3 separate regions of the Homo sapiens genome follow, and regions 1 and 2 are each linked to region 3. The links are chromatin loops, found by intact Hi-C in ENCODE. Cell type or tissue: endothelial cell of umbilical vein. All regions are shown on one strand.

Region 1 (2,500 bases), 99 kb before region 3:
CCCCTACAGAACAGAAAGTTAAAATGAGAGTAAAAAGTATTTTCTGTCTTAAGTGAAACAATCATTTGCCTTTTAATATGAAAACAGTATCACAGAGCAGAAGAATATTCTCGAAGACAATGAAAATCATGAAGCATGAAGTCATGTCATTTTGTCCTTGAGAAATAAAGGAAAACTGCTCACTTACTTAAACAGTTGGAGATATCAACAGGTCCCCAGTAGGTTACCAATGGGTTGGTAGCATTGTAAAAACTATGAAACAAAATAGATATTTTAAATATTTGATATAACTGGTATTATTTTGTACTGCTTAAAGGGATTTTTACATGATATATACATTTATTACAATATGATCAATGGACAAGCTTCCCTTTAAGATACTGAGCTTCTCACTCTTTCCATTTTAATTCTCTGTTTATCTCTGTACCTGTTTATATGTCTACGTTCTATCTCTCTAGCCTATTTCTGTTTATCACCCTATCTATACAATGTTCCCAAATTCTCTCCATTTCTCCACCTCATTCTTCTCACCCTTCCTTATTCTCTCCTCTCTCACCCCAGTTTGTTTCTCCATTTGCACTATTTCCTTCTACAAGTTTTCTTTTCCTGTTTTCCTATAAATGATATTAGAACTGAAAAGATTAGTTAATAACTTTTGGGATTTGCCTTGATTTCTAGGTTAAGTTTCCTTTGAAAATAAAACTGTAATGCACTGAAATAAATTTCATGCTAAAAATTCTTATGGGAAAAAAATCAGTAGCATGCATCTTGGAAACAAAATACCAGCAGTATCCTAACCTAGGATACATTGGCCAAGTACTGCTTTAAGAACTTTACAGGTAAAATCTGATTTTGAGTTCACATAACTCTGCAAAGCAGATTATAATTCACATCTTATAGAAGATTAAATGGAATTTGGTAAATCAACGAATTTTCCAAGTTCTCACAGCCAGGAAGAGATGGAGCCACATTTCAAACTCAAGTCCATACATCTCTACAGTCCCCTTCTTTGCTCCCTACAAAGTGTCAAACCCAGCAATATTTATAGTATGCAAAGTATTTATGCTTAGGCAGTTTCCATTTCTGAATTTCCCCCAGGAAAACTCTAATTGGGAGTGAGGTGGGTAGAGAAATGGATTTGACTTGCTATTCCATGAATCCCTGCAATTATCTAGTCTCTGAGGTTTCTGTTAAACATTTAGAGAAAATCTACACCCTGACAGTTTCCATCAGCAGACTATCCCAATCTGGATCTTGTCTTCATTTCCTCTTTGCCTCCTCTCCCCATTCCAGCAATAATCAGTCAAAATAGTTAAAAAGTTTCGGAATTCCAGACGCATGTTCCAAGGGTAGGCTAGGTTCATCCACATACAAGGTACTTTGCTCTGGTGCTACCCACTGGCTTCTAAACTCTTCAGTTTTTCTGTGAAAGGGCTTGATTAGCATGTGGCTGGGAGGAAAACACTGCCTTTCTGAGTCATCCACTTATGTTATCTTTATTCCCCAGGAGTGAATGATACAGGCATACACAGAGATTCCTGCCCTTCTTTGCAATCAATATAATGCCTAAGAACTACCGTGCTGCACGTATAACCCTGGGAAGGCTGATAACATGTAGCTTTGCTGGCAAGAGTCAGTGAAAATATTACCATATCCGAGAAGCAGAAAAGCCAGGCTTGTCTGGACAAGGAAGAACGTATTCAGAAGGTTGGATAGATGGCCAGTAGTAGCCTTTGGGTTCCTCCATGGCAAGACAATGACCTATATGAACATAAGAACCAGCATGAGAAATATTCACCTATTTTTTAAAGTTAGAGATTAGAGATGCAGGATGAAAGCAAAATGACAATGCTGGTAATTAGGTATTTCTTTAATGTAATACCAAAATATTAGTGTTTATCTTCAGAATTTGTAAAAAAAAAAATTAGAAGTTAGAAAAAACATTAACATTTAATACACTTCAAATCCAAAAATCATTACATTGGACAAAACCTTAAGTAAAAAACACAGTTATGTAAGTATAAACATGAAACATACATTATCATTCTAATCATTAGCAGATACTAGTTTTATTCAAAGAAATAAACCCTACAGAGAAGGAAAACAATCCTGAAAAATTCAAAATGTAATTTGATTTTTTTCAAAGGGGAAAGCCTAGAAATGATGCCTCAATAGTGTCTTCTTTGAGTTGTGTGGCTATTTTATAGAAAATGTTCCAGCTGCTCTGATAGCCTCTCCTGCCTGGAAGCTAACTAAGGGGGACACAGGAAGTCACCTGCAAACCAACAAACTCTCAGACTTCTTTATCCTCACATCATCTGACTTTTTGTTTGACGACTCTCTAAGTAAGCCTCATGACATCAATGATTCAGATTCTACATTTTAAAGGATATCAAAGTAACAGCAATACGTCAACAACAACAATAAACTCTTGTATTTCAGTACTGAGCATTAGTGAGTTATATCAGTTTTCTGGGAACAAGTACTGTCATCACCAACT
Region 2 (2,500 bases), 69 kb after region 3:
ATGATCCCCGCTGGACTTACACATGTATTTTGAGGAAAATGTCAAATTTCAAAATGTGCTTAGCCAGCTGAATCATTTTGAAATAGTCTTCAGAACGTGATATAAGAAGAGAGTCAGAGGTGTTTTGGTTTTTACTCTTTCACTAACCAGCTGTGTGATCCCGAGTAAATAACTGCATCTCTCCTGGGTCTCAGGTCCATCCTTTGTAAAATGGAAGGACTGGAAAATATCATCTTTGAGGTCCCTTCCTTCTTTAAGAGTTTGTGAATCAAAGAGTTTAGATCACCTTCATCAACACTACTAAAGCTTTTTACACTTCATTAGGACTGAATTCAAGTTTCTAGGATTATTCATCTTCCCTGAGATGGTTAATACTGAGTGTCAATTTGATTGGATTGGTGTTGGTCTTGGGGGTGTCTGTGAGGGCATTGCCAAAGGAGATTAACATTTGAGATTTGAGTTAGTGGGCTGGAAAAGGCAAACCCACCCTTAATTTGGTGGGCACCATCTAATCTGTTGCCAGTGAATATAAAGCAGAAAGGGAAAAGGAGAGACTGGCCTAGCCTCCCAGCTTACATCTTTCTCCTGTGCTGGATGCTTCCTGCCCTCAAACATGGGACTCCAGGTTCTTCAGTTTTGAGACTCGGACTGGCTCTCCTTGCTCCTCAAGCTTGCAGATGGCCTATTGTGGAACCTTGTGATCAAGTGAGTTAATACTTAATAAACTCCCCTTTATATCTATCTATCTATCCTATTAGTTCTGTCCCTCTAGAGAACCCTGACTAATACATTCCCCAAGTAGTATAAGAATTTAAATGCCTAAACACTAAGACTTTCCTGAGAAGGTAAATTGTGACTGTATTAAACACACCTCGAATAATATGTGCTCCTTCTTCTCAAAAGACTCATTTGGAGGTTCACTCCAGACCCTGTTTGCCTGGGTATCACCAGTGGAGGCTGCAGAACAGCAAATATTGCTGCCTGATCCTTCCTCTGGAGGCTTCGTCCCAGAGGGGCACCTGCCTGTTTGAGGTGTCTGTTGGCCCCTACTGGGAGGTGTTTCCCAGTCAGGCTACACGGGGGTCAGGGACCCACTTGAGGAGGCAGTCTGTCATTCTCGGAGCTCGAACGTCATGTTGAGAGAACCACTGCTCTCTTCAGAGCTGTCGGACAGGGACATTTAAGTCTGCAGAAGCTGTCTGCTGCCTTTTTTTCTACTATGCTCTGCCCCCAGAGGTGGAATCTATAAAGGCAGTAGGCCTTGCTGAGCTGTGGTGGGCTCTGTTCAGTTCATGCTTCCTGGCGTCTTTGTTTACACTGTGAGCTACTCAAGCCTCAGCAATGGCAGACACTCCTCCCCCTGTCAAGCTGCAGCATTGCAGGTTGATCTCAGACTGCTGCGCTAGCAGTGAGCAAGGCTCCGTGGGCATGGGATCTGCCAAGCCAGGCACGAGAGGGCATCTCTTATTCTGCCAGTTGCTAAGACTGTGGGAAAAGTGCAGTATTTGATCAGGAGTGTACCATTTCTCCAGGTACAGTCTGTCACGGCTTCCCTTGGCTAGGAAAGGGAAATCCCCCAGCCCCTTGCACTTCCTGGGTAAGGCGATGCCCTGCCCTACTTCAGCTTGCCCTCCATCTCACTAAGAGCTGCAGACTGGAGCTGTTCCTATTTGGCCATCTTGGAAGTGACTCCTTTTTTTGAGATGGAGTCTTGCTTTGTCACCCAGGCTAGAGTGCAGTGGCCTGATCTCGCCTCACTGCAATCTCCACCTCCTGGGGTTCAAGCAATTCTCTTGCCTCAGCCTCCCAAGTAGCTGGGACTACAGGTGCCCACCACCATGCCCGGCCAATTTTTGTATTTTTAGTAGAGACGTGGTTTTGCCATGTTGGCCAGGCTGGTCTCTAACTCCGGATCCCGGGTGATCTGCCTGCCTTGGCCTCCCAAAGTGCTGGGATTATAGGCATGAGCCACCATGCCCAGTACACATTGATTTTATATCCTGAGACTTTCCTGAAGTTGCTGATCAGCTTAAGAAGCTTTTGGGCTTTTCTGCATCTGTTGCAGTAATCATGTGGTTTTTGTCATTGGTTCTTTTTATGTGATGGATTACGTTTGTTGATTTGCATATGTAGAACCAGCCTTGAATCCGAGGGATGAAGCCAACTTGATTGTCATGGATAACGTTTTGATGTGCTGCTGGATTTAGTTTGCCAGTATTTTACTGAGGATTTTTGCATCAATGTACTTCTGGGATATTGGCCTAAAATTATCTTTTTTTGTTGTGTCTCTCCCAGGCTTTGGCATCAGGATGATGCTAGCCTCATAAAAGGCCTTTGACAAAATTCAACAGCCCTTCATGCTAAAAATGCTCAATAAACTAGGTATTGATGGAATGTATCTCAAAATAATAAGAGCTATTTATGACAAACCCACAGCCAATATCATACTGAATGGGCAAAAACTGAAAGCATTATTCCCTTTGAAAATAGGCACAAGACG
Region 3 (2,500 bases):
GGCCCTTTGGAGTACAATCTTCCTTTTCCCATTCTGGAAAGCCAGACGGTGCTTGGCGACCCTTTCATGGGGTCGCTGTGCGCCACCTCACCATTAGGATGACAATTCTATGGAGGCAAAACCTTTTAGGTTTCTCTGTTTCAATGCCCCAATTCCCCACGCCCCCCATAAGTCTATGGAAGTCCCCTCAAATCCTATCACGTAACGTGGCGTAACCCTTAATTACTTCCTAAACTACAAAGCACACTGAAAACATTTTCTGCACACCTTAAAAAAATTCAAACACCCCAAAGATCCAAGAATAACTTCTACAGTCAATGGTGACAATGTGTAAAGTCAACATTTTCTCGGCATACTAGTACCTTCCAAGCCCCCAGGTGTTGATTCCGGAGAGCGCCTTCTTGGCAGGGCCAGGCCTCTGGACTGAGGAGCGGTGCCTGTTACTCCTTGTTTAATTTGAATTGAAAACACGTTTTCCCCATTCTTGAAGCCCTGCCCTTCTTATTAGGCTTTACACCGCCCAAATGTGAGGTTTACCTCGCTGGGGGAAAAAAAACAGCCACACACACATGTCACAACTCCACTTGGCAATAGTCCTACTCCTCAGTGCCTCGAGGGGCAAACTGAAGACAAACCGGTTTATTCCCTCCGTGCAGTTGAAGTCCTTATAAAATCATTTCTCTTGAGGGTGGGGTGGTCGGGGAGGGGGCGACAGAAGGTGGACACAGATAAAAGAGTGAAGGAATTCCAAGCTGAAAGGTGAGACTTACATGTTGACATTACTGCGCCGAGGTCCCCTTTGGCCGCAAGATCATCCTCCACCACTTTCCCGCTCTGCTGCCGCTGCTCCACCCAGGGGGAACCCAGGCGCCCCAGCCCTGCGCCGCGGCGGGACCCTCCTTTACGCCGTTTCTGGAGAGTTCATGGGCTTTCCCGACGGCGCAAGGTGAACCCTGGGCGCGGCAGCGTTCAGCGCAGGGCCTGCGGACGAGGAAGCAGGCTGGCGGCAGGTCCCTCCTCGCAGGGAAGTTGGCAGGGTGAGGGCGAGAAGCTGAGGAAGTAGGGTGTGCGTGGGGCTGGTGCTGAGGAGACCGGGCCAGGCAGGGGTGCGCGTCGCAGGTCCTCGCCCCCGCTGGCGGGAGGCGGGACTCGGCCACCACCCTAGGTACTTGGGTCCCCCTCGCGGGCGCAGGCGACTCTCCCCGGACCCGTGCGCTCCGCCCGCGCTTCCGGCGTGACTGGAGCTGGGCTCAGGTGCGGCGGCCCCGGCGGCGTGCGGCGTATGACCCGACTCCGGCTGCCCTGGTCTGGGCGCTCCGCGGCTGGGGCTGTCCCGAAGGCGCAGCTGCCCCACACAGGATCTTCAACCCCAGGGCCGAAAGGGAGAAGTCGCCCCGCGGGGCGGGACAGGCGCTTTTGGAGCGAGCAGCGAAGGGAGAGTGGCCGGGGTCGGCGATGGGCGCAGAGCCGGGCTCAGCTCCCCAGCTGGGAGGGGACAGGGCGGACCCGGAGGTCGCCGAAACGCCGGGAGCGCTGAACCCCAGAGACCCTCGGCGAGAGAAAGGAGAAGCTGGGAAGGCAGGCGCTCCTGTGGCATCTCCCCAGCGTTTGCAGCCTACCCGAGTCCCCGCGCGGGTCCCCCCGCCACGCTCCCGGGCTGTTGCTTTGCTTCACTTTTCTGCCACTTTCTTTACTTAACTTTTCTGTCTTCTCTGACTAGTTCGCTTGCTCGAAAAAATGAAGGGATTTTAACGGGGGGCTGGGAAGATGGTCACATAACATTTTATTGAGAGGGATTGATTTGCCAACGTAAATCCAGCTGCTTGTTGGGGAAAGTTAGCTGCCTGCTCTCCAATGCTCCTGTAAAGTAGCTGTCTGGCAAAGGGATCTGGACACACCTCCTTGGGAATGAGAAGAGAGAAGGGCTCACACTTGGAAAGAGGTTTTCTTCCCATTGTGTACTGCCAGAGTTAGTCCACAAAATGCTAGAGGCAAACCTTCCGGTGCCAGGGCTGTATGCACATCCAGAACCTCAACAGCTCAGCTTGCACGGTGTACACACTGGCACATGCACAGGCCATACACAGAAGTGCCCTAACAATTATTTCAAGCTGATTAGCTTATGATAGAGAGCTGTTGGTGGGTGCGGGGGGTGGGAAGGAGGTAAAGCAGGACTTACTCACAGTTACAGGCAGAAAGGAAGCTGGAACGCTGCCACCAATTCCAGAGGCCTGAACATCTAGGGTGTGTTCTACTTGTCATTTTTATCAGTATTCATTTTGATGAATAAACGGTATGATTAATAGAGACGCTGAGTTGTAGCATTTAAGGGAAGCTAAAGTTCTTCTGCCCAACTGTCTCACGTTAACAGGTAGGGAAATGAGACTGACAAGATCTGAGGTCTGTGCACACTAGCTAGAGGTGACCAGGGGCTAAGATTAGGTTTCCAGACTACCCTTTTGAGTCAGTCGCTATTACACGGTATAGTCCCAAAGAAATT

Evidence for each region. Hi-C counts contacts between places; a loop is a spot of excess contacts. Peaks named below come from ENCODE experiments on the same cell type or tissue, not always from the same donor. Only the 100,000 strongest peaks of a DNase experiment are listed, where the experiment ranks them.
Region 1: a loop joins it to region 3, with 3 times the contacts of the local background. A loop is called at or near these places in 2 of 110 quality-filtered maps.
Region 2: a loop joins it to region 3, with 4 times the contacts of the local background. A loop is called at or near these places in 6 of 110 quality-filtered maps.

What each region holds. Positions count from the first base shown.
Region 1 is chr6:142,399,746-142,402,245 of GRCh38, reverse strand. It overlaps ADGRG6 (adhesion G protein-coupled receptor G6), which reads right to left. Exons shown (of 25, transcript NM_198569.3): 11 at 1,650-1,761; 12 at 188-252. Among named protein-coding and RNA genes, the nearest start is that of ADGRG6, 99 kb to the right of the region's middle. In endothelial cell of umbilical vein, no CTCF peak of the experiment used is centred here; a DNase peak (open chromatin) is centred at 1,545; H3K27ac peaks cover 1,613 bases.
Region 2 is chr6:142,231,442-142,233,941 of GRCh38, reverse strand. No RefSeq gene overlaps it. Among named protein-coding and RNA genes, the nearest start is that of LINC02919, 27 kb to the left of the region's middle. In endothelial cell of umbilical vein, a CTCF peak has its summit at 1,285; a DNase peak (open chromatin) is centred at 1,291.
Region 3 is chr6:142,300,602-142,303,101 of GRCh38, reverse strand. It overlaps ADGRG6 (adhesion G protein-coupled receptor G6), which reads right to left and starts at 1,095. Exons shown (of 25, transcript NM_198569.3): 1 at 771-1,095. The coding sequence starts at 772. RefSeq lists a silencer at 1,166-1,305. In endothelial cell of umbilical vein, CTCF peaks have their summits at 970 and 1,177; DNase peaks (open chromatin) are centred at 521, 761, 1,241 and 2,061; H3K4me3 peaks cover 2,303 bases; H3K27ac peaks cover 2,500 bases.